Regions from separate parts of the Homo sapiens genome. Here region 2 is linked to region 1. A link is an interaction called in ENCODE POLR2A ChIA-PET data of the cell type or tissue named here. Cell type or tissue: Panc1. All regions are shown on one strand. Links, peaks and the distances in the headings refer to the core of each region. The heading gives the core; the rest is flanking DNA. Region 1 has its middle 160 kb from the start of LINC01429. Region 2 has its middle 31 kb from the start of LINC01429.

Region 1 (16,284 bases), core at 5,255-13,254:
AAAATTACCATTTCGAGTATTAGAAATCAAAAAACCTAGAAGGGAAAAACGTAAATGACATATAATAAGAGACTTTGGGGAGCATTTAAATATGGCATTGTATATCCTGTTGCGCATTCTTTGAATAAGTTCACTGCATTAAAGGGCTCCCCAGCAACCTGGCTCCATTGATCTCTTCTGAGGAGGGAACAGGAAAATGGGGCCTGAAGGAGGACTTTTCCCTGCATATCCTTGCGCCTTTTAAGTTTTGTAACATAAGACTCTTTGACCCTGCTTTAAAAAAGGAAAGTTATATAGACAAATAAATAAATGTATTACTCATATTTTTATCAGTTAAATAGGCAGAACTGCTCGTTGGTGCATTGTCTTAAATGCGTCTTAAGCTGGTTTGGTTTTCGTTAGACTTTGAGAATGCTTTTCCTTGTTATAATTCCACTGAACGCCTATCAAATACAGCCCCTTGACTGAATTCTCTTGTAAAATAAAATCTTTCTTAATCCAAAGTGGAATGAATGGCAAATAACATAAAAGTTAAGCTATTAGTTGATTATACACCATGTTTAATCTATTGTATTCCTTAATGGGTGTTTTCGTTGTTCCTGTTTAGCGAGAATTATATGAAATCATCACCAAGACCTCATTTACTTGGAGTGATTTATTTTGGGGAAAACCAGATGTTTGGGATGGCTGATAACGCATGAAAAGCTGCATTCTTTGCTGTTCGTTTTCTAAGGGTGTGTTAGGCAATGATGACAAATATTAAGGTACCACATTACTCTGTCTTACTGACATGCCCGTGACTGATCTTTTTTATCAGTTAGTTAAAAACACACACAAAGAAAGAAAATTTAATAAAAAGCTTTAAATGTGTGCACAGTTCAAGAAGTTAATTTAGATTTAGATTGCTAACCTATCCTTTGTGTTTAAAAATTTTTAACAAAAACCTCACACACTGATACTACACACACACACACACACACACACACACACACACACACTCCTACAATCTGTTGGAAATATTTCTAAAGGACCACCTTGGGTCAGGAAAAAAACATGCTTTGGCTGCTTGGTTTGAATAAGTGGTATAATTGCTATTTGTCTATTTTTAAAATTCCAATTCTTATTGAATTAGGCACACGGACCCTGATGAAGCTGCAGGAAACAGCTGAACTACTTGTGTGGCTAATTTCAGAAATTCAAAGAAAATGCAAACTTGAGTGTGTCACATAACATGTTTACGGCAACATGCAGAAGGGAGATGGCTTTGGCCATTGACTTGATTTCTCTCCTTGTATCCAGATAATCCTGCAGGTGAAATGTGATGATTCTCCAAAAATTGAGCTGGGAGAGTCCAAGATCCACACCCAGGGCCCACAAGGGCCACCTGCCCCTTCAACTCTGCCACAACTGTGGGTCCAGTCCCAGCACCGGGAGATTTCCCATCCAATGAAGGAAGCCTTCCAGTCCACCCTGGGGCTGCAGACCAGGCAACCCAAGGTACAGCTGAGCAATGATTCATTCGCCAGCCTTAGACTTATTTCTACCCCTCTGGCACTGCTGGCCATACCTGAGTCTTCAAATTATGTTCTCCACGTGTTTTGAATGCAGGCACTGTCTCAGTGCCAAGTGCAGGGTGTACTTTGCCATCCAAGGATAACAGTATCATGGGGAGAGCTTCTCTCACCTTACACGGAACTCATTCAGAGATAGAAGCGTCCAGACTTTTCTGAGCAAAACCTTATTTTTGATTTCCAGTGCTAGAAATAGAAAATAGTGGGCAGATCATCTGTCTCCACCAAAGGTCAGTTCTCTTGCATTACGTCTTTTGATGAAAGAGTGTAATACATTAAAATATGTATCTCCAGCTGGGCGTGGTGGCTCACGCCTGCAATCCCAGCACTTTGGGAGGCCAAGGCAGGCGGATCACTTGAGGTCAGGTGTTCGAGACCAGCCTGGCCAACATGATGAAACCCCATCTTTACTAAAAATACAAAAAATTAGCCGGTGTGGTGGTGCATGTCTGTAATCCCAGCTACTTGGGAGGCTGAGGCAGGAGAATCGCTTGAACCGGGGAGGTGGAGGTTGCAGTGAGCGGAGATTGTGCCACTGCACTCCAGCCTGGGCGACAGGGTGGGACTCCATCTCAAAAAATAAATAAAATAAAATAAAATAAAATAAAATAAAATAAAATAGGTATCTCCTATTTTAACGCATGATGTGGCTGTTGCAGGTGGCATTATCGGCGGGAGGACCACACCCGGTAGAGCATATAATGCCTCTGTAAGGTGAGCCTCAGCATGCACATAGGGACCTCACTGGGGATAGTGAAGTTTCTCCTTTTTGTGTTTTGTAATGTGAGTGAGGGACTTCGATGACTCCAACCACATGACTGGGGAGTGAGGCCCCGGTGTACTCCAGTGCAAGCACTGAGGCTGTGTCAACAAGACTAAACACAGACGAAAACTGAAAGATTCAGTAAGTCAACACTTTGGGGTTTGTGGAGGGAGGGAAAGGCCATTGATGACTCAGACTGAATAGGTCTCTCCCTTGAATTAATTTATTACTATTATTTAAAAATCTACAAGAATGAGAGCAGCTGCTACCTTGTGTCAGGCCCGGTTCTGAATGCTTTACAAACATGAACTCAATTACATCTCATGGTAACTTTTCTTATCTGCATTTGAATGATGAGGGAATCAAGTCATGAGAGGGATTATAAACTGGTCTATGGCCCCTCTTTGACTCACAGATGGATTTTTTTTTTTTTTGAGGTGGAGTCTCCCTCTGTCACTCAGGCTGGAGTGCAGTGGCGTGATCTTGGCTCACTGCAACCTCCGCCTCCCAGGTTCAAGCAATTCTCCTGACTCAGCCTCCCAAGTACCTGGGATTACAGGCGCCCACAGCCACACCTGGCTAATATTTGTATTTTTAGTAGAGACGGGGCTTCACCATGTTGGCCAGGCTGGTCTCAAACTCTTAACCTCAGGTGATCCACCTGCCTTGGCCTCCCAAAGTGCTGGGATTACAGGTATGAGCCATAGCGCCTGGCCCCACAGATAGGTTTTCACTTACAAAGAGTTTAGAAGGTTGGTAAAATTCATATAAAATGAAAACTTCTGGCTTTTCTTTAAAAAATGGAAAAATTGGGTGGTTTGGGGCCTGCATTTCTGCATGGGGACCATTGTCTGGATCACGGGGGCAACAGCGAGAGGCTGACTGGCAAGACACACAGACACAGCCCCTGGAGAGAGAATGGCCTTCGTCGTCACCAGAGTTCCTGCCTGGCCCACTGCACACATTTCTGACCCATGCCAGGGCCCCCTGAGATCACTGGAGTTGTGACCCTTATGTTTCAAGCCATTTGAGTTCATTGAAGTGGGCAGATCAGTGGTGGTGGTGATGGAGTCTGAAGAAATTGAGGAGGGAATAAAATATTTGTTGAGTGAATGAATGAATGAATGAATGAATGAATGAATGAGTGAATATGTCCCTGGGCTTGGGTTGAGTTTTCTGGGTAGCTTGAAGGATAGAAAATACAAGGAATGCCCTAATGTGATGATCTGAGGCAGGGACTCTGGAGTCAGGCTGCCTGGATTCAAACCCCATCTTATTAGCTGCTGCATAGTGAACTCTGGACTTCAGAGTTCCCGTCTGTAAAATGGGGAAAGTAGCTGTTACACCAGGTGGCTACATGAATTAAATGGGATATAAAGTGTTAAGCACAATGCGTGGCACACAATAGGTGTACAACAAAAGTTAGCTATGAAAGTCCTTTAAAAATGCACCTTTTGGGCCGGGGGCGGTGCTCACACCTGTAATCCCACTACTGTGGGAGGCCAAGGCAGGTGGATCACCCAAGGTTAGGAATTCAAGACCATCCTGGCCAACATGTTGAAACCCCATCTCTACTAAAAATACAAAAATAATAGCTAGGCGTGGTGGCAGGCACCTGTAAGCCCAGTTACTCAGGAGGCTGAGGCTTGAACCCAGGAGGTGGAGGTTGCAGTGAGCTGAGATCGCACCGCTGCGCTCTAGCTTGGGCTACAAGAGCAAAATGCTGTCTCAAAAAAAAAAAATGTACCTTTTATGAAATTGAAATAAAGGTCTGTAGTTTAGTTAATAATAACATACCCAGGTTAGTTTCTTAACAGTGACATATGTATCCCCAGTGAGGGGAAAGCGAGGAGGGGTATATGGGAACACGCTGTACTGTCTTTGCAAGTTTTCTGTAAAACCCAACTTGTTTCATGATAAAAAGTGCACCTTGGTTGGACGCGGTGGCTCACGCGTGTAATCCCAGCACTTTGGAAGGCCAAGATGGGCCTGACCAACATGATGAAACTCCGTCTCTACTAAAAATACAAAAAGTAGCCGGGCATGGTGGTGTGCGCCTGTAGTCCCACCTACTCGGGAGGCTAAAGCAGGAGAATTGCTTGAACCCAGGAAGTGGAGGTTGCAGTGAGCCCAGATCGTGCCACTGCACTCCAGCCTGGGTGACAGAGTAAGACTCTGTCTCAAAAAAAAAAAAAAAAAAAAAAAAAAAAAAGTGCACCTTTGGCTGTAAACTATATAAGTCTCGTTTCATCAATGCTTATGCCAAATATTTACTGAAATTAAAATCTGCAAATGTACTCTCAGGTTTTCATGCATCGAGGCCATAAAATCTGTTTGTGAAATAATTTCCCAAATTGGTTTTTAAAATGTGTGGCTATTTTGGGAAATACCGCTTTCTATATCATTGGCTGATCCAATGTCATGATGTATACAGGCACTAGTGAGCCATGGTGGGTATCAGAGCAGAGGGTGAGCAGCACCACAAAAGTTCTAAGTTGGGATGAATATCCTGGCTGAAACAAAGAGGTAGAATGAAGTCCAGAAATCAGAACAACTGGTTTGAGTCTCAATTATACGGTTGCCACCTATGTGACCCAGAGCCAGTCACTCAGATTCTCTGAGCCTTAGTCCCTCCATCTGTAGAATGGGCATAATAATCATACTTACTTCAGAGACATAAGATTTAACAGATTTAAACTTAAAAAAAAGTTACTTCTGGGCCAGGTACGGTGGCTTACGCCTATAATCCCAGCACTTTGGGAGGCCAAGGCGGGCAGATCATCTGAGATCGGGAGTTCGAGATCAGCCTGACCAACATTGAGAAACCCTGCCTCTACTAAAAATACAAAATTAGCTGGCATGGTGGTGCATGCCTGTAATCCCAGCTACTCAGGAGGCTGAGGCAGGAGAATCGCTTGAACCCGGGAGGCGGAGGTTTTGGTGAGCCAAGATCATGCCGTGGTACTCCAGCCTGGGCAACAAGAGTGAAATTCCATCTCAAAAAAAAGTTACTTCTAACAGGACTTAGGTTTAAATTAAAAAAAAAAAGACTCAGCAGAAGTCTGGCCTATTGAAAACACTGAATAAATAATACAGTTGAGGCCAGGTGCGGTGGCTCACATTTGTAATTCCAACACTTTGAAAGGCCAAGGCAGGTGGATTGCTTGAGGTCAGGAGTTCGAGACCAGCCTGGCCAACATGATGAAACCCCGTCTCTACTAAAAATACAAAAATCATCCAGGCATGGCGGCAGGTGCCTGTAGTGCCAGCTACTTGGGAGGCTGGGGCAGGAGAATCACTTGAACCCGGCAGGCAGAGGTTGCAGTGAGCCGAGATTACGCCACTGAACTCCAGCCTGGCTGATGGAGCGAGACTCCATCTCAAAACAAAACAAAACAAAAATGCAAAATAATAATAATAATATAGTTGAGTGCTTCCATATCCCTTTTTTTTTTCTAGTCCACCATGTCTGTTATTATTATCCCCAAAACACAAATTAGAAAACACGGTATAAATAGAGGCCACAATGGCTTTGTTAGGCTTGTGAGGCTTAAGTTTCAGGGCCTCTTTCATAGCCCCAGCAGGGGCCTTAGCAATGTCGTCACATGGTGACATGTGTCTGTAAAATTTGCAAACACAAGGTGTTTTTATAGGGTTTGTTTTAGAGGTCCCTACCCCCTCCAATTGTAAAGTTTCAGGTTCCACAAAATCTAGATCTGTCCTGTATGGAGGAGAAGTACCAGCACAACAAACTCCACAAAACCAACTCTTCCTTCTCTGGACTGGAATTCCATGGCATCCAATGCCACTGTAATGAACATGGGACCACTGGATTTGGGAGTCGATTGGCTGGCTCCAGACTCCTTAGCTGTATGACTCTGGACACCTTCCCTTACCTCCCTGAGCCCTATGGCCTCATGAATAATATGGGAATTAATCACGATAGCACACAACCAACCCTAGGAGACTCTCCATAGATGTATGTTTCTTAAAAATGGAAAATGGCCTTTTTCATAATGGGATTCCATGTGGAAACTATGAACATCGCATAATTCTTATGCATCTGTCTTTTTGTTCTTAAACTTGTGGCTGAAATACCCATCAGTCAGGTCATGCCTCCAAACTTGATTACCTTCAGATTCCAAAGGACAATGGCCTTCACATGACAATAGCCGCTATCTCTTAGGAGGATAATCAAATAAGAGCATCTAATTCAAGAACACTGGAATGTGAGCTCTATGGGTGCTGAAACCTCAACTAGGTGATTAGTGAATATCCCAGGGGTTGAAATAGACCAAGAAAACCAGAGACCACGAAGGCCCTGCTCTTTTCTCTGCTTAACCCAAACTACAAGATCTCCCATATTCAGTTCTGATTGGCAGTTGAATGTAATGGTAATGAATGCTGGTTGTGGAGTTGACAGAGAACTTAGTTCAAATCCCAGATCTACCATTTATCATTTGTAGGACTCTGGGCAAAATGCTTAAAATTTCTTGGCCTCAGCCGGGCGCGGTGGCTCACGCCTGTAATCCCAGCACTTTGGGAGGCCGAGGTGGGCGGATCACGAGGTCAGGAGATTGAGACCATCCTGGCCAGGCATGGTGGCGGGCACCTGTAGTCCCAGGCCTGTAGTCCCAGCTACTCGGGAGGCTGAAGCAGGAGAATGGCGTGAACCCAGGAGGTGGAGCTTGCAGTGGGCTGAGATCGCGCCACCGCACTCCAGCCTAGGTGACAAAGTGAGTCTCTTGTCTCAAAAAAAAAAAAAAAAAAAAAAAAAAAAAATTTCTTGGCCTCAGTTTCTTTATCTGTAAAATGAAGATAATAGTACCTACCTTATATGAGATTATACACAGACAGCTTTTAGCATAATGCTTACTGAACAGTAAGTGCCCAATAAATGTTAGCTGTCTGTATCAGGCAGCAATAAGTGGCCGCTATTTTCCTGTTTTTTTCTTTCTTTTTTCTTTTTTTTGAGATGAAGTATTGCTCTATTGCTCAGGTTGGAGTGCAGTGGCACGATCTCAGCTCACTGCAACGTCTGTTTCCCAGGTTCAAGTGATTCTCCGGCCCTAGCCTCCCGAGTAGCTGGGATTAGAGGCGCACTGCCACCACACCTGGCTAATTTTTGTATTTTTGGTAGAGACAAAGTTTTACCATGTTGGCCAGGCTGGTATCTAACTCCTGATCTCAGGTGATCTGCCTGCCTTGGCCTCCCAAAGTACTGGGATTACAGGTGTGAGCCACTGCACCTGGCCTATTTTCCTGTTTCTTTTTCTTTCTTTTCTTTTCTTTTCTTTTTTTTTTTTTTTTTTTTTGAGGCAGAGTCTTGTTCTGTCGCCTAGGCTGGAGTTCAGTGGTGCAATCTCGCCTCAATGCAAGCTCCGCCTCCTGTGTTCATGCCATTCTCCTGCCTCAGCCTCCTGAGTAGCTGGGACTACAGGCACCTGCCACCACGCCCGGCAAATGTTTTGTATTTTTAGTAGACACGGGGTCTCGCCGTGTCAGCCAGGATGGTCTCGATCTCCTGACCTCGTGATCCACCCGCCTCAGCCTCCCAAAGTGCTGGGATTACAGGCATGAGCCACCGCACCCGGCTTATTTTCACGTTTCTTGAATGTTTGGTAGAAGTGTAAACCTGCTTACGTCTGGTGTGTGTGGGCATGTTTACGCATGTATGTATGCATGTACACATGTATGCATATATGTTAGCTACTAATTTAATTTTCTCAACACAGGTCTATTTAGGATTCTGGAGTCTCTTGGTTCAGTTTTGGTAAATAATGTTTCTCTAGGAAGTTGTTAATTTTGCAGTGTTCAACTTTTTTTGGCATGAATTTTTTACAGTATTAAATTTCAGTTATTACTCTCTTCTGCATCTGCAGTTATGCTCTCTTTTTATCCCTAATATTTTTATGCATTTGTTCTTTTTTATTAGCACTTAGTAGACTAGTAGATTATTAGTCTTTCCAAAGAACCAGCTTTGGATTAGCTAGTTTTTTCTGTGAAACTGTTTGCTATATAATTTTAAAAATTACCTCTATTACCTTCTTCCTTCTGCTTTCTTTGGATTACTTTTTTTTTTTTTAACCTAATAGCTTGCATTTGTAGGAATTAAAATGTGGCCAAGCAATAGTACTAAGCTCACAGGCTTTTCTTTTTTTTTTTTTTTGAGACAGAGTCTCGCCCTGTCGCCCAGGCTTGGAGTGCAATGGCGTGATCTTGGCTCACTGCAACCTCCACCTCCCGGGTTCAAGCTATTCTCCTGCCTCAGCCTCCCGAGTAGCTGGGATTACAGGCGTGCACCTCCACACCCAGCTAATTTTTGTATTTTTAGTAGAGACTGGGTTTCACCATGTTGGCTATGCTGGTCTCAAACTCCTGACCTCGTGATCCACCCGCCTCGGCCTCCCAAAGTGCTGGGATTACAGGCGTGAGCCACTGTAAAGGATTGTTGTGAAAAGTAAGATTATGCATATGCTTGATAAATGTGAACTGTTATTATTATCTTCATGTCTCAGTTTCATCACCTCTAAAATGGGTCCATGGACGGATTAAATAAGGTCATCTGGGTAAAGTACTTGGCTCATACATGTTACTTGGGATCAGTATTATTCCCCGGATGTACAAAATACTTGTCATTCATTATAACAGTCACGACTGTGCCCAGGGGTGAGCAAAAGCCTCAGTGTCCTCAAGGGTCCCAGGATCAGCCACAGAATTTGCAGGGCATGGTGCAAATGAAAACATAGGGCCTCTTGTTAAAAATGTTATTAAGAATTTCAAGATGGCCACAGCAGAGCATTAAGCCAAGCTAGAACCTGTCTGAGCTCGGGGCCCTGTGTAACTGCAAGGGTTGCATGTCCCAGAAGTTGGCCCTGTCCTCTCTCAAGGTCACCTGGGCAGAAAGCTGTTGTTTGGGTCTTGAAGGATGAGTTTTGTAAAGGCCCCTTGCCCTGCCCCTTCACACATGTGCATTCTCATTCTTCTAACTAATTCCAGGACCTTGGAATTCCATCTGACCCCTAAGGGCTGCTCCTAATGCAATCCGGGGGAACACTAGATTCAGAGTCAGCCCCCAAATCAAAGGCCAGCACAAAACCCTGGATAAATTACAGCTGTTATAAAGAAGCCACCTCTTCACCCTTGTTCTCATTTTCCTTGCATTTATAGTCACAACTCAATGAAGCCATCAACATTTGCTATTCATAAACTTGTTGGATAAGCAAGGCTGATGGGCTCACAGTGATAACTAGAGGCACTAAAGAAAGTGACAAGCTTCAAATTGGAGGCCAAGCCATACTTCTAAATGTACAGCATATTTTAAAAAAGAATGTGTGATGGTTTATATTGATGTGGCTCAGAATAACATATTTCTATAAGAAACTGTTAAATGAATTTGCAAAAAGGCTAAGTTGGCTTATGTGCTATATGTATGCGTAGACAAACATCATGGAAATACTAGAGTTTTCTCTGTTGTAAATGCTGCTGCTGTCCAACATGAATCGGCACCATGTCCTCCTTGCATCAGCTGGCATCCCTGTAGCATTGATCACATACATGCCAGGTCTCCTGCTGGCATCTTTAAAGGACTATCTCATTTAGTTTTCTCAACCCCTGTATGGCTAGTAAGCTACCCAAGTTCACTTAAAAAGTGGGTGAGCTAGGTTTACAACCCACCTGTCTGACCACAAAGCCTATGTTCTAAGCCACTATCCAAAATAGTCACCCAGGGCCAGGTGCAGTGGTTCACACCTGTGATACCAGCACTTTGAGAGGCCAAGGCTGAAAGATTGCTTGAGCCTAGGAGTTCAAGACCAGCCTGGACAACATAGTGAGATCTCATTTCTACCAAAAAATTTAAAAATTAGCTGGGTGTGGTGGTGTGTGCCTGTAGTCTCAGCTACTTGGGAGGCTGAGGTGGGAGGATCACTTGAGTCTGGGAGGTCAAGGCTGCAGTGAGCTGTGGTCGTGCCACTGCACTCCAGCCTGGGCAACAGAGTGAGACTTTGTCTCAAAAAAAAAAAAAAAAAAAATTACCCTGTCATATCGAGTGACAAAAAGAGATCAAGATACCAGAAAAATAATACAAATGTATTTAATAAAAACTGTACTAAGACCTTTACATCTCCTATTGGTGTTGTGAAGAAGGTCTGATTATTTATTTATTTTTTTGAGACGGAGTTTTGCTTTTGTTGCCCAGGCTGGAGTGCAATGGTGTGATTTCGGCTCATGGCAAACTCTGCCTCCTGGCAAACTCTGCCTCCCAGGTTCAAGTGATTCTTCTGTCTCAGCCTCTCCAGTAGCTGGGATTACAGGTATGTGCCACCACGCCCGGCTAATTTTGTATTTTTAGTAGAGATGGGGTTTCTCCATGTTGGTCAGGCTAGTCTTGAACTCCCGACTTCAGGTGATCCACCTGCCTTTGCCTCCCAAAGTGCTGGGACTACAGGCCTAAGCCACTGCGCCTGGCTAGGTCCGATTATTATTATCCCGATACGGCAGATGAGCAAACTAAGGCTTGGGGAGGTTGAACAACAAAGGCTGTGCAGCTAGTGATGGATTTAGAGACAGCCTGTAGAAGCAGTTAGAGCTTCAGAAAACAAACAAGAGACCTTTTTTTTTTTTTTGAGATGGAGTCTCACTCTGTCGCCCAGGCTGGAGTGCAGTGGCATGATCTCAGCTCACTGCAAGCTCCGCCTCCTGGGTTCATGCCATTCTCCTGCCTCAGCCTCCCAAGTAGCTGGGACTATAGGCGCCCGCCACCACACCCGGCTAATTTTTTGTATTTTTAGTTGAGACGGGGTCTCACCGTGTTAGCCAGGATGGTCTCGATTTCCTGACCTTGTGATTTGCCCGCCTCGGCCTCCGAAAGTGCTGGGATTACAGGCGTGAGCCACCGTGCCCGGCTGAGACACTTATTTTCTTTGAAGCAATGGAGAACTGTGTGGCCAACTTTTAAATTATTCGTTACTTATTTTTTCCATTCAACATGGAACATATTTAGCCTTTAGTGGTCCAAATGTTGAGAGGTAGAGGAGCATGTAGGGCTCAAAATCCTGAAGCCACAGGAAAAGAAAAGAAAAATACGTGGCTTGATGCTAGTGAGGAAAGAGTTAAAAATTATCTTGCTTGTCTGACTTAGACATTGCTGGACGAGGCCAGAAACTTTTCTCCCCCCAGAAAATGTTATAAGTAAACACTGTATGTAATAGATCTGTACTCTCTAATTGTAAGCCCTGGACAGCACTGGAAGGTTACAGGAGACACAGGCACAGACAATATAGAGGGCTGGAAGTGAAAGAGGTTTCTTTTCTCTTCTTTTATCATAGGTTTGTTTTTATTTAAATTTGGAGAATATTTAAAGCAACTGAAAAGTACAGAATAAAGTATAACAAACACTTACAGCTTCACTACTTAAGATTACTAAATATAACCATTGTGTTGTAGCATCTTATATACTATTTTTTTAAATTTTATTTATTTATCTTTTTGAGACGGAGTCTCACTCTGTCACCCAGGCTGAAGTGCAACGGCATGATCTTGGCTCACCGCAACCTCCACCTTTCGGGTTCAAGCAATTCTCCTGCCTCAGCCTCCAGAGTAGCTGGGATTACAGGTGCCCACCACCATGCCCGGCTAATTTTTGTATTTTTAGTAGAGATGGGGTTTCACCATATTGACCAGGGTGGTCTTGAACTCCTGACCTTGTGATCCATCTGCCTTGACCTCCCAAAGTGCTGGGATTACAGGTGTGAGCCACCACGCCTGGCTGATACTATTTTAATTAAAAATAAGACAGTACTGATAAAGTTGAGCCCACTGGACCTCAATGCCTCCCCAGGAGCTATGGCTATCATGAAACTGATGTTTCCTTCCAGCCCATGTTAATCAGTTTAGTAATAAATGTATGTGTCCATGTCTATGTGTGTATATGTATTTACCTGTATCTTTAAATGCTATAAGGTATTCTTAATTTATATACATAGTTTCTTCTTTTATTCATCCTTTTGTTTTTAAGATGTAACATGTTGGCCAGGAGCCACTGCGCTCAGCCCCATCTGCTATATTTAAAATAATTATCTGCCTTTACCAGATGACAGATGAATGGATTTAAAAAATGTGGTATATACATACAATAAAATATTATTCAGCCTTAAAAAAGAAGGAAATAGGCCGGGTGCAGTGGCTCATGCCTGTAATCCCAGAACTTTGGGAGGCCGAGGCTGGCAAATACCTGAGGTCAGGAGTTTAAGACCAGCCTGGCCAACATGGTGAAATCCTGCCTCTCTAAAAATACAAAAATTAGCCAGGCGTGCTGGTGGGTGCTTGTAATCCCAGCTACTCTGGAGGCTGAGGCAGAAGAATCGCTTGAACCCAAGAGGTGGATGTTGCAGTGAGCTGAGACTGCACCACTGCACTTCAACCTGGGCAACAGAGCAAGACTCTGCCTCAAAAAAAACACAAAAAACAAAATACAAAACAAAAAAAGATATGACGTGTTGACACATATGATTCTTTTCAATTGCAGTGATGATCCTTTTGGGAACAGATCACAGTCTATTACCCTTCCCCTGCCTGGTGGATATTTAGGCTGTTGGCAATATTTTGCCATTCCAGCCATGCCGTGAGCTTCCTTATGACCTTGGGACATTCCTGAGGGTGTGTTCCTAGGTTCTACGTCATGGACATGTTACTTTCCTCTTGATACGGTACTCTCCAAGCTATCACAGAGAAATTTATCCTGGTCTTGCATCCCTCTTACCAACTGGGGACTAACAAGTATGGTCAATCCGAGCTCTTCACCCAGCCTGTGGATCCAAGGAGATGCAAGGTGTTGGCAGCCCATCCCTGCCGCTCCTCCCTGTCTGGGTGCCCTGCAGCTCCTGGCCACCCTTTGCTCCTGGCATATGCCAAGCTCTTCCCAGCTTCCAGAGCTTGCTCTAGTTGTTCTTGGGCCTCTGATGTCCTTCCCCAGACTTCTGCTGTCCATCAGGTCGCCACATGGCCCAGGTGGTGACTCCACACTTGAGATGTGACTGGTGCATGGGAGGAACTGGATTTTTATTTTTTATTTTTTTTTGAGGCAGAGTCTCGCTCTCTCCCCCAGAATGCAGTGGCACTATCTTGGCTCATTGCAACCTCCGCCTCCCGGGTTCAAGCGATTCTCCTGCCTCAGCCTCCTTGAGTAGCTGGGATTACCGGCACATGCCACCACGCTCGGCTAATTTTTGTATTTTTAGTAGAGATGGGGTTTCCCCATGTTGGCCAGGCTGGTCTTGAACTCCTGATCTCAGATAATCCACCTGCCTCGGCCTCCCAAAGTTCTGGGATTACAGGCCTGAACCACCTTGCCCTGCCAGAACTGGATTTTTCATTTTACTTAATCTGCATTAAAACTTCAAAACTGATAAATTCACTCAGTAGTTAGAAAACATCTAATAACTTCACTCAGTAATTAGAAAACATCTAACAACTTCACTCAGTTATTAGAAAACTTTTAAGTATCTTTAGTACAACTGGGATATAGGAATCTACCTTTGTGACTGTCAACTGTATGAAACCTGAATTCAGATCAAGTACTTCTAGTGAGAATTTACAGTCTAGATTGAGGTGTGTTGTTGGTGTAAAATACACACGATTGTGAAGACTTGGTATGAAAAGAAGAATGTAAAATATTTCATTTACTTTTTTTTTTTTTTGAGACGGAGTCTCGCTCTTTCACCCAGGCTGGAGTGCAGTGGCGGGATCTCGGCTCACTGCAAGCTCCGCCTCTCGGGTTCACGCCATTCTCCTGTCTCAGCCTCCCGAGTAGCTGGGACTACAGGCGCCCGCCACCGAACCCGGCTAATTTTTTGTATTTTTAGTAGAGATGGGGTTTCACCGTGTTAGCCAGGATGGTCTTGATCTCCTGACCTCGTGATCCGCCCACCTCGGCCTCCCAAAGTGCTGGGATTACAGGCTTGAGCCACCGCGCCTGGCCTTTCATCTACTTTTTAAAAAACATTTTTGAAAATCATTTTGAAATGACAATATTTTGGAAAAAAATAGATTAAATAAAAATAAAAGATATTATTAAAATTATTTTACTTGGTTTTTTCCTTTTTATTTATTTATTTAGAGACAGGGTCTCACTGCATTTCATAGGCTGGCCTCAAACTCCTGGGCTCAACTTGTGTTCTCACATCAATGTCCCGAGTAGCTGGGACTATAGGTGTGTGCCACCATGCCTGGCTTGTTGTACCTGTTTTTTCTGTGTTCTTTTTAAAAATCTTTTAAAACTGGCTATGAGAAAATTTAACACTACATATGAGTTGAATATAATAAAATGTATTATTAAATAAACAAATAAGCAAAATTAAAAATTTAAAATAAATAAAAATGATGACAATGCAAATAAATATATTATTAAAATCAAACAAAATGTATTAAAATTGGCCAGGCACGGTGGCTTATGCCTGTAATCCCAGCACTTTGGGAGGCTGAGGCAGGTGGATCACCTGATGTCAGGAGTTTGAGACCATCCTGGCCAACATGGTGAAACCCTATCTACTGAAAATACAAAAATTAGCTGGGCATGGTGGTGCATGCCTGTAATCCCAGCTACGTGGGAGGCTGAGGCAGGAGAATCGCTTGAACCTGGGAGGCAGAGGTTGCAGTGAGCCGAGACCATGCCATTGCATGCCAGCCTGGGTGACAAGACTGAAACTCTGTCTCAAAAAAAAGAAGAAAAAATAAAAAATAAAAATAAAAATAAAATATATTAAAATTGTTTCTACCCATTTCTTCTTTCTTCCTCCTCCGTCTCCCCCTCCTCCCCCTCCTCCTCCTTTTCCTCCTCCTCCTTCTTCTTTTCTTCTTCATATTATTATAAGACTGGGTCTCATTATGTTGCCCAGGGTAGATTCAAACTCCTAGGCTCAAGCCATCCTCCTACCTCATCCTCCTGAGAAACTCTGAGACTACAGGCTCACACCACTGCATACGGCTCACCCATTTCTTTTTACCCTTTTAAAATATAGCTACTAGAAAATATAATAGTACATATGGATCTAAATATAATAAAATAGGCCAGGCACAGTGGCTCATGCCTATAGTCCTAGCTACTCAGGAGGCTGAGGCAAGAGGACTGCTTGGGCCCAGGAGTTCGAGGTGGAAATGAGATATGAATGTGCCACTGCACTCCAGCCTGGGTGACAGAACAAGACACTGTCTCAGAAATATATATCTAGTATTATTAAATAAGTAACAAAATAAAAATATATATAATAAATTATAATAGAAATAAACTAAAAATATAAAATATATTAAATTATTTCCATACATTTCCTTTTACTTTTTAAAATCTGGCTACTAGAAAATTTTAGCATTACAGACATGGCTCACATTACTTCTTTTTTTTTTTTTTTTTTGAGACAGAGTCTCACTCTGCCACCCAGGCTGGTACAGTACATTTGGGGCAAGCGTAGCTCACTGCAACCTCTATCTCCTGGGCTCAGCCTCCTGAGTAGCTGGGACTACAGGTGTGCACCACCACACCTGGCTAATTTTTGTATTTTTTTGTAGAGACAGGGTCTCACTATGTTGCCCATGCTGGTCTCAAATCCCTGGATTCAAGCAATCCACCTGCCTCTGCCTCCCAAAATGTTGGGATTACAGGCATGAGCCACCGCGCCCGGCTGCACGTTACATGTCTAATGGGAGCGCTAGCCACATCTTCCTGAGTTGTTCTCCTTCTTCTCATTCAGATCTTTACTTTGTCATCACCTCCCCAGTGGGGTCTTTCCTAACCATGCAGAATCTATGCACTTAGCCCCTGTCCCACTGTCCTGTCCCATTGCTTATTACCACCTGCCATTTTGGGGTTCTTTGTTGTTCGTCTCTCCACTAGAACATAAGCACTTTCTCAATGAAGTGTCTGCTCTCTTGTTCACGCAGCCTGCTAAGTGTTAG
Region 2 (16,284 bases), core at 4,913-12,912, 130 kb before region 1:
AGATTGGTGGGCTTTTTGAGGAAGATGCAGTTACAGGTACTGCGAAGCGGTGGTCTGCCTGCTCCTGATCCTGCCTCACCGCTGTGGGCTCTCAAGGAACAAGTGGGTCAGGAAGCCACACGCTGCAGCCATGGCTTTTATCTGTTTATTGATTTTTAGAGCTGGGGGTCTCACTGTGTTGCCCAAGATGGTCTGAAACTCTTGGGCTCAAGCGATCCTCCTGCCTTGGCCGCCTGAATTGCTGGGACTACAGGGGTGAGACACTGTGCTCAGCTCAAAATGTATTAAGAGCAGGCATTGTGGACCTCGTGAGGCAATTCACATTGCCATTTTAAGCTACATATTTAAATCTAAGCTGTCCACTAGGCTTTGGAGAGGCATTTCCTGAATGTCTGTTCTAAAGGAGGAACTCTTCCAACCCTCTTGTTCTGTGGCAGATAACCCTGATCATGACTTGCAATTACTTTATTTCAATTTATATTTTGGTTTGTTCTCATCACTAGAAATGAAAGCCTCATAAAAACAGGGACTTTATTGCTCCTGTTCATCTATATATCCCCAGGACAGTGCCAGGCACATAGTAGATGCTCAATAAGTATGTGTTGACTGAATAAACGAATGAATAACAGAATTTGGTGTCTGACTCCCAAGCCCTTGTACTTAACACAAGGCTGTGCTTCTTCTCACACCCTTCTTTGTGTGGTAGTGGGTTTGGTCATGACTTAGAGCAGCATTGTCCAATATGGTAGCCACTAGCCACATGTGGCAATTTAAATTTAACTTTAAAGTAGTGAAAGTTAAATAAAGTTAAAAACCCAGCTCCCCAGGCATGCTAGTATATTTCCAGTGCTCAGTACCTACATGTGACAAATGGCTAGTGGAGAGTTCCCATATAGAACATTTCAATTGTCACAGAAAGTTCCATTAACGGAGCTGATTGAGATCAGTGGTTCTCAACTGGAGAAGATTTTGCCTCCCAAGGGGCATTTGGCAATGTCTGGAAACCTTTCTAGTTATCACAGCTTGGAAGATGGACCTGACATCTAGTGGGTAGAGGCCAGGGATGCTGCTATACATGCTACAATACACAGGACAGCTTCACGCTAGAGAAGTATTTGGCCCAAAATGTCAGCAGTACTAAGGCTGAGAAACATGGTTTACAGGAAGGCACTGGGGTGACAGTTTTCTCTGTATGACCAGAATGCTAAATTCCTCAGGATCTGGATGGGTTAATTTGCAATTAAAAGCCTGATAAGGACTCTTCAGTGTATGTGGCATGGTGTCTAGTTTCCTGGCTTGAATTCCTGGAATTCCTCCTAATATTTTGAATAGGATATTAAAATCCAGAAATCATTGCCCAGCTGGGTTTTCAAGTGCCCACACTTCCCTGTGAGACTCATTCAACGGGATTCACAACACTCAGACCAAAAGGCATTTCTAAGGCTAGATTGTTCTAGATCAAGGCTCTGTAAGACACAGTCCCGGCCAAGCCTGCCCGTGAACAGAATGGCTTTTATATATTTCTTTAATTGGATGAGAAACAATCAAAAGAAGGCCAGATGAGGTGGCTCATGCCTGTAATCCCAGAACTTTGGGAGGCCAAGGCAGGCGGATCACCTGAGGTCAGGGGTTCGAGCGAGACCAGCCTGGCCAACATGGCGAAAACCCATCTCTACTAAAAATAACAAAAATTAGCCGGGCATGGTGGTGCACACTGTAGTCCCAACTACTCAGGAGGCTGAGGCAGGAGAATTGTTTGAACCCGGGAGGCGGAGGTTGCAGTGAGCTAAGATCGCACCACTGCACTCCAGCCAGGGTGATGGGGTGAGACTCGGTCTCAAAAAAAAAAAAAAGAAACAATTAAAAGAAGAATATTTTATGACACATGAAAATTATATAAAATTCAAATTTCAGTGTCCACAAAGAAAACTTCTTTGGAACAGTCACCACCATAATTTATATAAAAGTATTGCCCAGGGCTGCTTTCGTGTTGTTGAGTGGTCCAGCCACAGAAGCCACAGGGTCCGCAAAGCTGAAAATATTCACCACCTGCCCTTTTACAGAAAGACTTTGCTAATTCCTGCTCTAGATACTAAAGACCTTACTGGATTTTTTCTTTCCTTCCCTCCCCCTACCCATTTGTTCTTTTATTTTCTTAAGATCAAAATTATCCTGATAATTTGCAGGTGTAGACACAGAGCAAATGACCAAATGGACTTTCTTCGGGAAGCCGAGGGCGGAGGGGATTAGCTTCCATGCAGGGGCGTTCATGTGAAAGATTCCTCTTAGATGAATTTAGGGAACAAAGACCCCGTGGTCAATGATTTCTGTGGGTCTGAAAGTAAAAGACTGGCTGAGTTCTTTTGTCAGTTTTGCAGCACAGATCATACAGTTACTGAATACTCCCCTCCACGGTAGTATTCTTTTAACGCTTCACTCCATGACCTCACAAAAATAATTGCTGGGAAGCAAATTTACTTCGCCCTCTGCCTTTATTTGCTGACCAAGGGGCTCAGCCGATAGCCGTATTGTTGATGGAAATGCAAAAGGGGGTGGAGGGAAGGAGAAAGAATACAATTTGGCCAGGGAAGATGGATATATTGAAAGGATTCGAGGATTTGTCCTTGCTTTATAATTGGAGTCAGGATTTTCCTTCAAGTTACCCTGCACAGACTGGAAGGAAACCTCTCCAGCCTCCTCCACCCCCATGGCCTGTTAAACTCTTTCTCAACAAATTGAAATCTGGCTTTTAAATCCTTGTCATTTTTATGATTATATGATTATAGCGAACATTACAACTTGTCCAGTGAATGGACTTTAAAAAAAATTTTTTTTTTTTTTTTTTGTAGTGAGCATCAGGCTATGTTGACCAGGCTGGTCTTGAACTCCTGGTCTCAAGCAATCCTCTTGCCTTGGTCTCACTTTTTCAAATTCTGAGAATGTCTTTATTCAGAAAGAAAGTAAAAACTGATTAAAAATGATTTGTATGCATTGGGACCAGTTGGGATTTGATTTTTTTTTCTCTCTAAGTCTACAGGAGTTTTCACCGATGGCTTTCAATTCTTTGGAATTTCTGGAAATGGAAGCTTGCATCTTGGAAGCAAACCTACAAACAACCTTATATTGTCCCATACCCTCATTTTAGAAAACAGACCACTCTGATTACTGTGGGGATTACCTGGAGTGATCTGGGATTCCCTTGGCAGGAACAAAGTGGAAAGATTTTCCGGCCCTTTAATTTGTAAAACGAAAACCTGTGTTGGCTGCTACTGGTAGAAAAATAAAAAATTAATACACCCAAAGTAAAAGTTAGCAAGGATAACTGCCAGGCCAGACACAGTTTGTTATAAGCCCCGCAATGTGCAATATTGAAAGTGGTTTCCTTCCCCTAGTACTTAGGCATCCAATCAGTCAAACCATCTGATAACTGCTTATCTCCTCTAATGCGACTGAGATGTGTTTGATGACTCTTTGCATTTCAATCGTAAAGCTCACCTTAGGTAAGCACCTTGAGGAGAAAAAAGAAATTCACAAGTCTCAGCTTTTGCATTCATGGAATTTTCTTTTCACAATGGAAGGAAAGTTAAGCTGGTGCCCGTTAGGGGGAGGGGTGCAGAGGTGGTTGAAGATCTTTGAAAGGGAGGGGCGCAGTGTTCAGTTTGTGTGTAGTGCACACACACATACACACACATACACAAAGGTAAAACACTTCATTTGGGTTAAATGGTTGAGAAACAATCAAAAGAAGAATATTTTATGATGCATAAAAAGATATGAAATTCCCATTTCAGTGTCCATTAAGAAAGCTTTATTGGAATGTAGCTTCTTGTCTCAGGAGCCAAAATAGTAAAGCAAAGCAAAGCAATCCCGAGAGAGGGGGAAGATGAAAGATGAACGGGCCACTCTATGCTTCATTTTTAGCTACCTGAGGACACAGGAAAAATAGAAAATGTGTATAAGGAAAGATTTCCAGGATTTTGGTAATCATAACTTGGCATGTCTGACTCCCTGCACCCACAGTGCTTTTTATAATCCTCTACCCAGCAATCTTCTGTGAAATGGGGAAGAAGCGGGGCACCTCTCTCATAGGAGTAAAAGGTTGATAGATAGGCACGTGTTTATTCTAGCCTGGCACACAGTACATGCTCAGAAAATCTTAGCTGTTATTCTTATCGGGGTGGTTATTGTTTTGTTTTGTTTTGAGATGGCGTCTCGCTCTGTTGCCCAGGCTGGAGTGCAAGGCATGATCTCAGCTCACTGCAACCTCCGCCTCCCGGGTTCAAGCGATTCTCCCGCCTCAACCACCCGAGTAGCTGGGACTACAGGCGCCCGCCACCACGCCCGGCTAATTTTTATACTTTTAATAGAGACAGGGTTTCACCATGTTGGCCAGGATGGTCTCGGTCTCGTGACCTTGTGATCCACCAGCCTCGGCCTCCCAAAGTGCTGGGATTACAGGGGTAAGCCACCGTGCCCGGCCAGGGGGGTGGTTATTGTTAACAGCAGTTGCTCTTGTACTTTTCCATCTCCTATTGTTGGAGAAGTATTAGATTGGTGCAAAAGTAATTGTAGTTTCTGCCTTACTTTATTTTTATTTTTATTTTTTTATTTTTTATTTTTGAGATGGAGTCTTGCTCTGTCACCCAGGCTGGAGTGCGGTGGTGTGATTTCGGCTCACTACAACCTCCGCATCCTGGGTTCAAGAGATCCTCCTGCCTCAGTCTCCCCAGTAGCTGGGATTACAGGCGCTGCAACTTCTGCCTCCTGGGTTCAAGAGATCCTCCTGCCTCAGTCTCCCCAGTAGCTGGGATTACAGGCGCTGCAACTTCTGCCTCCTGGGTTCAAGAGATCCTCCTGCCTCAGTCTCCCCAGTAGCTGGGATTACAGGCACTACAACCAAGGCTGGCTAATTTTTGTATTTTTAGTAGAGACAGGATTTCACCACGTTGGCCAGGCTGGTCTCGAATTCCTGACCTCAGGTGATCCACCCGCCTCGGCCTCATGGAGTGCTGGGATTACAGGTGTGAGCCACTGTCCCCGACCACTTTTTTGCCTTACTTTTAATGGCAATTTATAGTTGGTTGGTGCAAAAGTAATTTCTGCAATTACTTAGTATAACTTCAACTTGGTTATAACTTGGTATAACTTCATTTGGGAGCAGTTTGGCAATATTCGCCAAACTTTAAACATACACTTTCACCCAGCAACTCAGTTTATAGGAGTTCTTCCTATGGATCAATTCCCTCTTCATATGCCAATCAGAATTCATATTTTTGTTTTGAATTCCAAACCACGTGCATGTATTATTGTTTTAGTTTTGTGTTATCAGGATATACATATTTAGGATTATGTCACTTGGTGAATTGACTCCATTATCATTTTGAAATGTCCCATTTTTTCCCTGGAAATATTTCTCAAATTGAAATCTATTTTATCTGAAATTAATGCAGCCAATCCACTTTATTAGGCTTTGTGTTTGCATGGAGTATCTTTTTCAATCCCTTACTTCTAATCTACCTGGTCTTTATATTTAAAGTGGGGTTTCAGGCTGGGTGCGATGGCTCATGCCTATAATTCCACAACTTTGGGAAGCTGAAGCAGGCAGATCACGTGAGGTCAGGAGTTCGAGACCAGCCTGGCCAACACGGTGAAACCCCTTCTCTGCTAAAAACACAAAAATTAGCTGGGCATGCTGGCGCACGCCTGTAATCCCAGCTACTTGGAAGGCTGAGGCAGGACAATCACTTGAACCCAAGAGGCAGAGGTTGCAGTGAACTGAGACTGTGCCACTGCACTCCAGCCTAAGTAACACACACCTAAGGTGGTGTGAGACTCCACCTCAAAAAAATAATAAATAAGAAATAAAGCAGAGTTTCTTAGAGACAGCATATGGTTGGGTCTTGCTCTCTTACAAAACCAACAACTTCTGACTTCAATTGGAATATTTAGATCATTTACCCTTATAGGAATTTTTTATATGGTTGAACTTAAATTTACCATCTTGCTCTTTATTTTTTATTGTCCTATTTGTAGTCTATTCTTTTTCCTTCTTTTTGCCTGGCTCCCTTTGGAATGAGTTATTTTTTAGGATTCCATTTTATTTCCATGACTGGTTTATTAGCTATATCTTGTTTTTTTTTTTTTGGTTGCTCTAAGGTATAAAGTATGCATCTTCAGCTTATCACAATGTACCATCAAATGATAACAGTTCACATATAATATAAAAATCTTGTAGCAATATACTTCCCTCTCCCCATGTCTTTTGCACTGTATTTGTCATAGATTTTATTACTACTTATGTTATAAACTCTGAAATATTTGTTTTTTTTTTCTTGCTTTAGAGTCAATTGTCTTTTTTTTTTTTTTTTTTGAGATGGAGTCTCGCTCTGTCTCCCAGGCTGGAGAGCAGTGGCGTGATCTCGGCTCACTGCATCCTCAGCCTCCTGGTTCAAGCGATTCTTCTGCCTCAGCCTCCTGAGTAGCTGGGACTACAGGCATGTGCCACCACGCCCAGCTAATTTTTGTATTTTTAGTAGAGACGGGGTTTCACCATGTTGGCCTGGCTGGTCTTGAACTCCTGACCTCGTGATCCACCTGCCTCAGCCTCACAAAGTGCTGGGATTACAGGCATGAGCCATTGCGCCCAGCCAATTCTCTTCTTCATAAATAAAATTTTAATTTTAGAACAGTTTTAGGTTTACAGAAAAATTGAAAAGATTGTACTAAGAGTTACCATATACCCTAAACACAGTTTTCCCTGTTATTAACATCTTACATTAGCATGGCACATTTGTTTTAATCAGTTAAACTATTAGCCAAACATTATTATTTTATTATTATTATTATTTTTGAGACGGAGTCTTGCTCTGTCACCCAGGCTGGAGTGCAGTGGTGCAATTCTGGCTCACTGCAACCTCCACCTCCAAGGTTCAATTGATTCTCCTGCTTCAGCCTCCTCATTAGCTGGGACTACAGGCGCCCACCACCACACCCGGCTAATTTTGTGTATTTTTAGTAGAGACAAGGTTTCACCATGTTGGCCAGGCTGGTCTCAAACTTCTGACCTCAAGTGATTCACTCGCCTTGGCCTTGCAAAGTACTGGGATTACAGGTGTGAGCCACTGCGCCCAGCCAATTTTTGTATTTTTAGTAGAGATGGGGTTTTACCATGTTGGCCAGGCTGGTCTTGAACTCCTGACCTCAAGTGATTCACCCAGCTTGGCCCCCCAAAGTGCTGGGATTACAGGCATGAGCCACCTCACCCGGCCAATTTTTGTATTTTTAGTAGAGATGGGGTTTTACCATGTTGGCCATGAGTCAGTCTCAAACTCCTGACTTCAGGTGATCCACCCACCTTGGCCTCTCAAAGTGCTGGGATTACAGGTGTGAGCCACTGCGCCCGGCCAGCCATACATTATTGTTAATTCAATTGCATACTGTATTCAGGTTTCCTTGGTTTTTACCTAATGTCCTTTTACTGCGTTAGGATCCTATCTAAACCACCACATTACATTTAGTTCTAATGTCTCTTTAGGTTACACTTAGCTGTCATAGTTTCTTAGACTACCCTTGTTTTGAAAACCTCGACAGTTTTGAGGAGCTTTGGGCAAATATGCTGTAGAATGTCCCTCAATTGAATGGCTTGAACCCGGGAGGCGGAGGTTGCATTGAGCTGAAATCCTGCCATTCACTCCAGCCTGAGCGACAGAGTGAGATTCTGTCTCAAAAAAAAAAAAAAAAAAGAATGTCCCTCAATTTGGATTTATTTGTTGTTAAATGTTTGTGGAAGGAAAACCACAGAGGTAAAGCCATTCTCATCACATTAGATCAAAGGTACATTCTATCAACACGACTTATCATTGTTGATGTTAACTTGGATCTCCTGGCTGAGCTAGTATTTGTTTACTGTAAAGAAAATCTTTAGCTCTGTGTTTATGAGCTCATGTCTACCTTCAGAACCAAAATTGCAGAAACGGAAAAGTAGTTTGCCAAAATCCTCAAGAACCATATACTTCGGATAACGATAAAATTTAGAGTTATTCTGGCACAGGTACCTCTCCAAGTCACCCTCACTCTCCTCACCAGTTCCATACTACCTTGCTCCTCCAGCCAACTTGGTCATCAGAAAGCACTTATTTATTTATTCATTTGTTTAGGGTCTGTGACCTTGCAATGACACATTCTCTATGTCTCTGCATCAGGCTTCTCTTCAACTCCCTGAGCTTCAGATACTTCCTCTTACCTCCTCCGTCCTTCCTGAGTGCTGGGATGATGGGTGTTGGAAAAGGACTTTGAAAGCCGTATATACAGTACTATACAAAAATGAGTCATCGTTATAAATGTAAGCTCTGCTGTCGCCTGCCATCTCTCCGTATCTCCCTTCCTCTCCCCTCCACGCTCTTGCTAGAATGTAGAATATAGAGATCCAATGGTACTTCCTCCCAATATGTGTCTTCAAACTCAGAGCTCTAGTCAGTGGGTCCCAACTTTTTTGGCACCAGGGACTGGTTTTGTGTAAGACAATTTTTCCATGGATGGGATGGGTTGGGGGAAATGGTTTTGGAATGAAACTGTTCCACCTCAGATCATCAGGCATTAAATTCTCATAAGAAGCGTGCAACCTAGATCCCTCCCATCCGCAGTTCAGAATAGGGTTCCCGCTCCTATGAGAATCTAATGCCTAGAGAGATCTGACAGGAGGTGGAGCCCCGGCGGCAACGCTCGCCCACCTGCCACTCCCTTCCTGCCCTGTGGCCTGGTTCCTAACAGGTCATAGCCCAGTACCTGTCCACGGCCTGGGGGTTGGGGGCCCCTGCTCTAGCCCATAAGACTAAGCCCTTTGTATGGTCTAAATATTTCCTCCAAAATTCATGTGTTGAAACTTAATGGCCAGAGTGACAGTATTAAGAGGTGGGGCCTTTGGAGGTAATTAAGTCATGAGATTAGAGCCCTTGTAGAGGGGATTTGGCCCCTTATAAAAGGGCCTGCTGGGTGCAGTGGCTCACACCTATAATCCCAGCACTTTAGAAGGTTTAGGAGGGAGGATCACTTGAGCCTAGAAGTTTGAGACCAGACTGGGTTACATAGTGAGACTCTGTCTCTACAAAACACTTAAAAATTAGCTAGGTGTGGTGGTGCATTCCCACAGTCCCAGCTACTCGGGAGGTTGAGGTGAGAGGATTGCTTGAGCTCCGGAGGTAGAGGCTGCAGTGAGCTGTGATCGCACCACTGCACCTGGCACCAACATTTAATTTTTAAAAAGTATTCATTTAGTATGAATTTTAGACTTAAGAAGAGCTGCAAAAATGGTACAGAGTCCTCTTGTATCCTCACCTTCCTTCTTCTATTGCTAACAGTCTGCATACTTATAGAGTACAATGACCAAGAACAGAAAATTTCAACACTGGTACATTATTATCATTACTACTACTACTACAGACCTCATTTAAATTTCATTGCTGCTCTCCTCAATGTCTCTTTTGTGTTCCATGATCCCTCCCAGGGTCCCACATTGCATGTGACTGTTCTTTGTCTTTAGTGTCTTCCAGCCTGTGCCAGTTTTCTTTCCTTGTGGGGTTTGTTTTTTTTTTTTTTTTTTTTTTTTGAGACAGAGTCTTGCTCTGTCTCCCAGGCTGGAGTACAGTAGCACTATCTAAGCTCACTGCAACCTCTGCCTCCAAGGTTCAAGCGACTCTTATGCCTCAGCCTCCCGAGTAGGTGGAATTACAGGCACCCACCACCACACCCGGCTAATTTTTGTATTTTTAGTAGAGACCAGGTTTCACCATGTTGGCCAGGCTGGTCTTGAACACCTGACCTCAAGCGATCCACCCACCTTGGCCTCCCAAAGTTCTGGGATTACAGGCATGAGCCATCACACCCAGCCAAGAATTATCTTTCAAAACAATTTATTGATATATTTGGTACATGTAACCCTCCACTTTTTTTTTTTTTTTTTGAGATAGGGTCCTGCTATGCTGCCTAGGCTGGAGTGCAGTGGCTATTCACATAGTGCATTACGGCCTTGAACTCCTAGACTCAAGCAATCCTCCTCTCTCAGCCTCCTGAGTAGCCGGGACTAGAGGAATGTGCTACCATGCCCAGCTGGGACTTCGTTTTGAAGCCAATTTTTTTAATTATATGTAATTTTTTACTTTCTTTATATTTCATTCTTTATTTTTTATTTTTTGACACAGAGTCTTGCTCTGTCACCCAGGCTTTGCCTCAGTATCCCTAGTGACTGAGATTACAGGTGTGTGCCACTACGCCCAGCTCTAATTTTTTACTTTCTCCAGTGGTTTCAAAACCAAACCTCCAGTTCAAATGCAACTTTAAAAATTATACTGCTACAACTTATGGATATTAAAATTACCCAAAGCTACAAACTATTTTCCTTTCTTTTACCCTATATTGACATATAATCAGACATACTGACCAATGAGAACATCTTCCTTCAGTCTCAGGTCCTGAAGAACAAAGGTTCTATTTTAACAACTGAAAATTTGAATCGAGTTTTGTAGTTTTTTTTTTTTTTTTGAGACGGAGTCTTGCTCTGTCACCCAGGCTGGACTGCAGTGGCGCGATCTCCACACTCACTGCAAGCTCCGCCTCCCGGGTTCACGCCATTCTCCTGCCTCAGCCTCCCGAGTAGCTGGGACTACAGGCGCCTGCCACCACGCCCGGCTAATTTTTTGTATTTTTAGTAGAGACGGGGTTTCACCGTGTTAGCCAGGATGGTCTTGATCTCCTGACCTCGTGATCCGCCCGCCTCGGCCTCCCAAAGTGCTGGGATTACAGGCGTGAGCCACCGCGCCCAGCTGAGTTTGTAGCTTTTTACTGAGTATTTTCAATTCTGGGACTTCATTCTGGAGAGTCATGTCATAAGCAAGCCAATTTTTCTACGTGAGGATGTGTTTTGCAGCTTTGCTTGCAACTGTGAAAATTGGAAATAAACTCAATGTCCATCCGTAGGGAAGTGATTAATTATATTGTATATCCACATGGAAAAGTGAGGGACTAATTTAAAAAAAAAAAAAAAAAAAAAGAATGGCCAGGCATGGTGGCTCATGCCTCTAATCCCAGCACTTTGGGAGGCCGAGGCGGGTGGATGACCTGAGGTCAGGAGTTCGAGACCAGCCTGGCCAACATGGTGAAACCCCATCTCCACTAAAAACACAAAAATTAGCCAGGTGGTGGTGCACACCTGTAATCCCAGCTACTTGGGAGGCTGAGGCAGGACAATCACTTGAACCCAGGAGGCAAAGGTTGCAGTGAGCTAAGATTGGGCCACTGCACTCCAGCCTGGGTGATGGAGTAAGACTCCAACTCAAAAAAAAAAAAAAAAAATGAGGCAGAAAGTTTATGTAATGACATAGAAAGTTATGTAGACCAGTGCTAGAAAGTGCTACCCAATAGAACTTTCTGCAATGATGGAATGTTCTATGCTGTGCTGTCCAATACAGTAGCCACTAGTCACATGTAGTACTTGAAACGTGGCAAGTGCAATGGAGAAACTGAGTGTGTAATGTAACTAAAGTAATTATTTATTTTATGTTATTCATTAATTTATTTTTAGAGACAGGGTCTTGCAATCTTGCCCAGGCTGGTCTTGAACTTCTGGCCTCGAGCAATTCTCCTTCCTCAGCCTCCCAAGAAGCTGGGATGTTAGGTGTGTGCCACTGCACCCCGCTATTTATTTGAATTTAAATTCCCACATGTGGCCTATGATATTGTACTGGACCTCACATATTTTAAATGTGTTTTGAGGACAGGCTAGTTGAAAAATGAAGAGTATGATTCCTCTAAAAGATAATAAATAATATATGTTAATTTAGAAATTTTTAGAAGTCAGACAGAAAATACACTGAACTAGTAATAGTGGGTTTCCCTGAGATATACTGAAGACTTTTTTTTTTTTTTTTTGAGATAGAGTCTCCTTTTGTTTCCGAGGCTAGAGTGCAGTGGCAGGATCTCGGCTCCCTGCAACCTCTGCCTCCTGGGGTCAAGTGATTCTCCTGCCTCTGCTTCCCGAGTAGCTGGGACTACAGGCGTGTGCCAGCACGCCCGGCCAATTTTTGTATTTTTAGTAGAGACAGGGTTTCACCATATTGGCCAGGCTGGTCTTGAACTCCTGACCTTGTGATCCACCCACCTCAGCCTCCCAAAGTGCTGGGATTATAGGTATGAGCCACTGTGCCTGGCCATGTTGAAGACTTTTAATACCATATATTCATACAGTATTTGAATTTTTAAATAAGGAACATAATTTGTTTTGAAATAAACACTACAAAATAAAGTCAAACTCTGAAATTCTAAATTGCTTCAAGTTAAATGAACCGAGAGCGTGGTTGGAGGAGAAACCTGAGAGAATCTTCTGGAAGAATTACCAGAATTTCATGTACTCTGAGGAAGATGCTGGGGCTGACAGGTTTGAAGCCACCAGGTGGGGTTAACAGGGTACCATAGGGGCTCTTAGGAGGTGGGTTTAGGAAACAATTTTCTTTTTTATTTTTTTTATGATGGAGTTTCACTCTTGTTGCCCAGGCTGGAGTGCAATGGTGCAATCTCAGCTCACCACAACCTCTGCGTCCTGGGTTCAAGTGATTCTCCTGCCTCTGCTTCCTGAGTAGCTGGGATTACAGGCATGTGCCACCATGCCTGGCTAATTTTGTATTTATAGTAGAGATGGGGTTTCTCCATGTTGGTCAGGCTGGTCTCGAACTCCTGACCTCAGGTGATCCGCCCACCTCAGCCGCCCAAAGTGCTGGGATTACAGGTGTGAGCCACCACGCCCAGCCTAGGAAACAATTTTCATAGAGACAAAGAGAGCTGAACTCTACTGCTCTGCTCCTCTGGTGGGTTGCAAATTCTAGTATAGTGTCTTCTTACTGTATCCCAGTGCTTAGCACAATGACTAGCACAGAATCACTGTGCAGTAGACAGGAATGAAAGCCTGACAAGATGCTTCAAAGCCTTCATTACTGGGAATTCAGCATCCAAGTTTAAACATGGTCTCTGTTGGTACCAAAGCGCACCCAGGTTTTAAGTATTTTAAAAGAGTGCCCAAAATATAATGGAAAGAGGCCGATACTTTCTTTTGCTAGGCCCTCCCTGCCAAGTCTAATAAACTGATAGATGTAAATTAGCATTGGGAGGATGGGCATTGTGGGGAAGGACAGAAATCTCTCTTTGCCTTCAGGAAGTTGCAATTAGGTAGATTGACATTGTGGGATAGAGGTAGGGGTGAGGATAACAGATTTTTTTTTTTTTTTTTTGAGATGGAGTCTTGTTCTGTCAAGCAGGCTGGAGTGCAGTGGCGTGATCTCGGCTCACTGCAGCCTCCGCCTCCTGGGTTCAAGTGATTCTCCTGCCTCAGCCTCCTGAGTAGCTGGGATTACAGGCAGTGCCACCACACCCAGCTAATTTTTGTTGTTGTTGTATTTTTAGTAGAGACAGGATTTCCCCAGGCTGGTCTCGAACTCCCGACCTCAAGTGATCCACCTGCCTTGGCCTCCCAAAGTGCTGGGATTACAGGTGTGAGCCACTGCACCCGGCCTGAGGATAACATAGATCTAAAGCCCCTTGATGTGGAGAGTTTTTTCTTAAACTTTAAAGGTAACGGTATTCTCCACACTAGCAGGGGCAGAGGAATTTCAGGGAGTGCTCTGATTAGTGTAGTGTGATTTCTTGTTCATCCCTGAACCATGAGGAAGGCAGTGTTGATGGTAGGGGCGTGGAATACAGGTCTCTGATTGGCTGAATTGGGTGGGTAGATGGGGCGTGTGCAGTAAGGCAACATGATTGACAGCTTCCCCATGCCCTAGTGGAGTCAGGAAGAAGTTCCCCAAAGGTAGTGGGATGGCTGATGGAGGAAAAATTTTGCCGGGAAGACGAGAGCAATGTGCCGCACAGCTCCAGGGGCCGCCATTCTCACAGAATCACACAGATATGTACATCCTTCTTCCTTGCTTAAAATTCCCAAACTGCACCTCAGCTGCCCAGTATTAATACAGTAAAACAGACTTACCCATCCCTATGGGAGTCACCTCAGCCTCAGAGGCACCCCTGTCTCCATCCCATTATCTCTGGATGACGTGGCTTCTGCTGATTTAGTCAGGATGTGGCTTCTCAGGAGCTAGTAGCCTGTGGCCAAAGGATACATTTATTTACCCCTAAATTATACACTCCTATTATATCCACAATTATGTACTCCACACAGTATATGGTGGTCCAGTGTATAAATATGGAGGCATAACCAGATAATTGGAATCTAATCATTCTACAAATATTAACTAGGGCCCCACCACGTGTTGGACCTTTGTTTTTATCTCTCTAGGTCTCAATTTCCTCATCTATGAAATGAACATAATGCCGTTTGAGGATTCAGAGGCAGTACACATCAAATGTTTAACACAAGTACCTGGCACCCAGCACACACTCAATAAATAATAGTTGTGCTGGGCATGGTGGATCACGCCTGTCATCCTATGGGAGGCCAAGGTGGGTGGATCACTTGAGCTCAGGGTCTCACTATGTTGTCCAGCCTAGGAGACTAGCCTGGGCAACATAGTGAGACACTGTCTCTACAAAAAGTACAAAACATTAGCCAAGTGTGGTGTCTGCCTGTATCCTAGCTACTTGGGAGGCTGAGATAGGAGGATTGCTTAAGCCGAGGAGCTTGAGGCTGCAGTGAGCTATGATCACACCACTGCACTCCAGCCTGAGCCACAGAGCAAGACTGTCTCAAAACAAAAACAAAAAACTAAAAAAAAACCCCCACAGCTGTTATTAGTGTTCCACCATGCCTGGTGACCCTCAATTATGTAGTTACTGAGTTTTTTGTTTTTATTTTTTTTGAGACAGTCTCTCTCTGTGATCCATGTTGGAGTGCCGTGGCACAATCTCGGCTCACTGCAACCTCTGCCTCCCGATTCAAGCAATTCTCCTGCCTCAGCCTCCTGAGTAGCTGGGATTACAGGCACGTGCCACCATGCCTGGCTAATTTTTATGTTTTTAGTAGAGACGGGGTTTCACCATGTTGGTCAGGCTGGTCTCAAACTCCTGACCTCGTGATCCACCTGCATCGGCCTCCCAAAGCGCTGGGATTACAGGCATGAGCCACAGCGCCCGGCCTGAGTTTTAAGTATGTTACATTATATGTAGGATGCCAAGAAAATAAGACATACTTCTTTCCCTTCCGGAAAAAGCAGGCCATTTGGGAAGGCAAGTCTCTCACTTGTATAGATCAGAGATAATCCCAAGAAGTGGGTGCCAAGGCACTCCTAGATAAGCTGCCCCTGCTCCTAGAAACCTGATTGGTTGCAGTGAAGGCCAGTTGGGAAAGCAACCCTATTGTATGCCCTCAGCTATGGAGTCCTCACAGTCACGGTCACAGGGTATTGCTTCATTAAGCTTCTCTGCTCTTCTTCTCCATGAATAGACTATCTCCCCATCAATCCAATTCTTTGTGTGTGTGTGTGTGTGTGTGTGTGTGTGTGTGTGTTTTTAAATGGAGTTTCCCTCTTGTTGCCCAGGCTGGAGTTCGGTGGCATGATCTCGGCTCACTGCAACCTTTGCCTCCCAGGTTCAAGTGATTCTCCTGCCTCTGCCTCCTGAGTAGCTGGAATTATAGGCGCCCGCCACTATGCCCAGCTAATTCTTTGTATTTTTATTAATTTTGAGATCAAGTCTCTCTGTCACCCAGGCTGGAGTGCAATGCCACGGTCTCAGCCCACTGCAACCTCCTCCTACTGGGTTCAAGCAATTCTCCTGCCTCAGCTTCCTGAGTAGCTGGGATTACAGGCGCCCACGACCGCGCCCAGATAATTTTTGTATTTTCAGTAGAGACAGGGTTTCACCATGTTGGCCAGGCTGGTCTCAAACTCCTGACCTTGTGATCCGCCCACGTCAGCCTCCCAAAGTGCTGAGATTACAGGCCTGAGCCACTGCGCCCAGCCTAATTTTTTGTATTTTTAGTAGAGACAGGATTTCATCATGTTGGCCAGGCTGGTCTCAAATTCCTGACCTCAGGTGATCTGCCTGCCTCAGCCTCCCAAAGTGCTGGGATTACAGGTGTGAGCCACCGTGCCTGGCCTCTCAATCCAATTCTTTGGATTCTCAGCAAACAGTTTGATTGTTTTCAAAATCTATCAGAGATGAATACATGGTAATTGACTCATTCAAAAATATATATTGACTGCTGGCTTCACCAGTACATATGCCAAAAACTGGAACGATACAGAGATTAGCATGGCCCCTGAGCAAGGGTGACTGGCAAATTCACAA

What was found. ChIA-PET counts read pairs that join two places held together with the same protein. Peaks named below come from ENCODE experiments on the same cell type or tissue, not always from the same donor. Only the 100,000 strongest peaks of a DNase experiment are listed, where the experiment ranks them.
Region 2: POLR2A ChIA-PET joins it to region 1 with 15 read pairs; 2 of 35 experiments call an interaction of 5 or more read pairs at or near these places.

What each region holds. Positions count from the first base shown.
Region 1 is chr20:52,014,643-52,030,926 of GRCh38, forward strand. No RefSeq gene overlaps it. Among named protein-coding and RNA genes, the nearest start is that of LINC01429, 160 kb to the left of the region's middle. In Panc1, for the core only: no CTCF peak of the experiment used is centred there; no DNase peak of the experiment used is centred there.
Region 2 is chr20:51,886,096-51,902,379 of GRCh38, forward strand. It overlaps the pseudogene RNU6-347P. Among named protein-coding and RNA genes, the nearest start is that of LINC01429, 31 kb to the left of the region's middle. RefSeq lists enhancers at 1,114-1,614, 1,615-2,115, 6,622-7,122, 7,123-7,623. In Panc1, for the core only: no CTCF peak of the experiment used is centred there; no DNase peak of the experiment used is centred there; H3K27ac peaks cover 678 bases.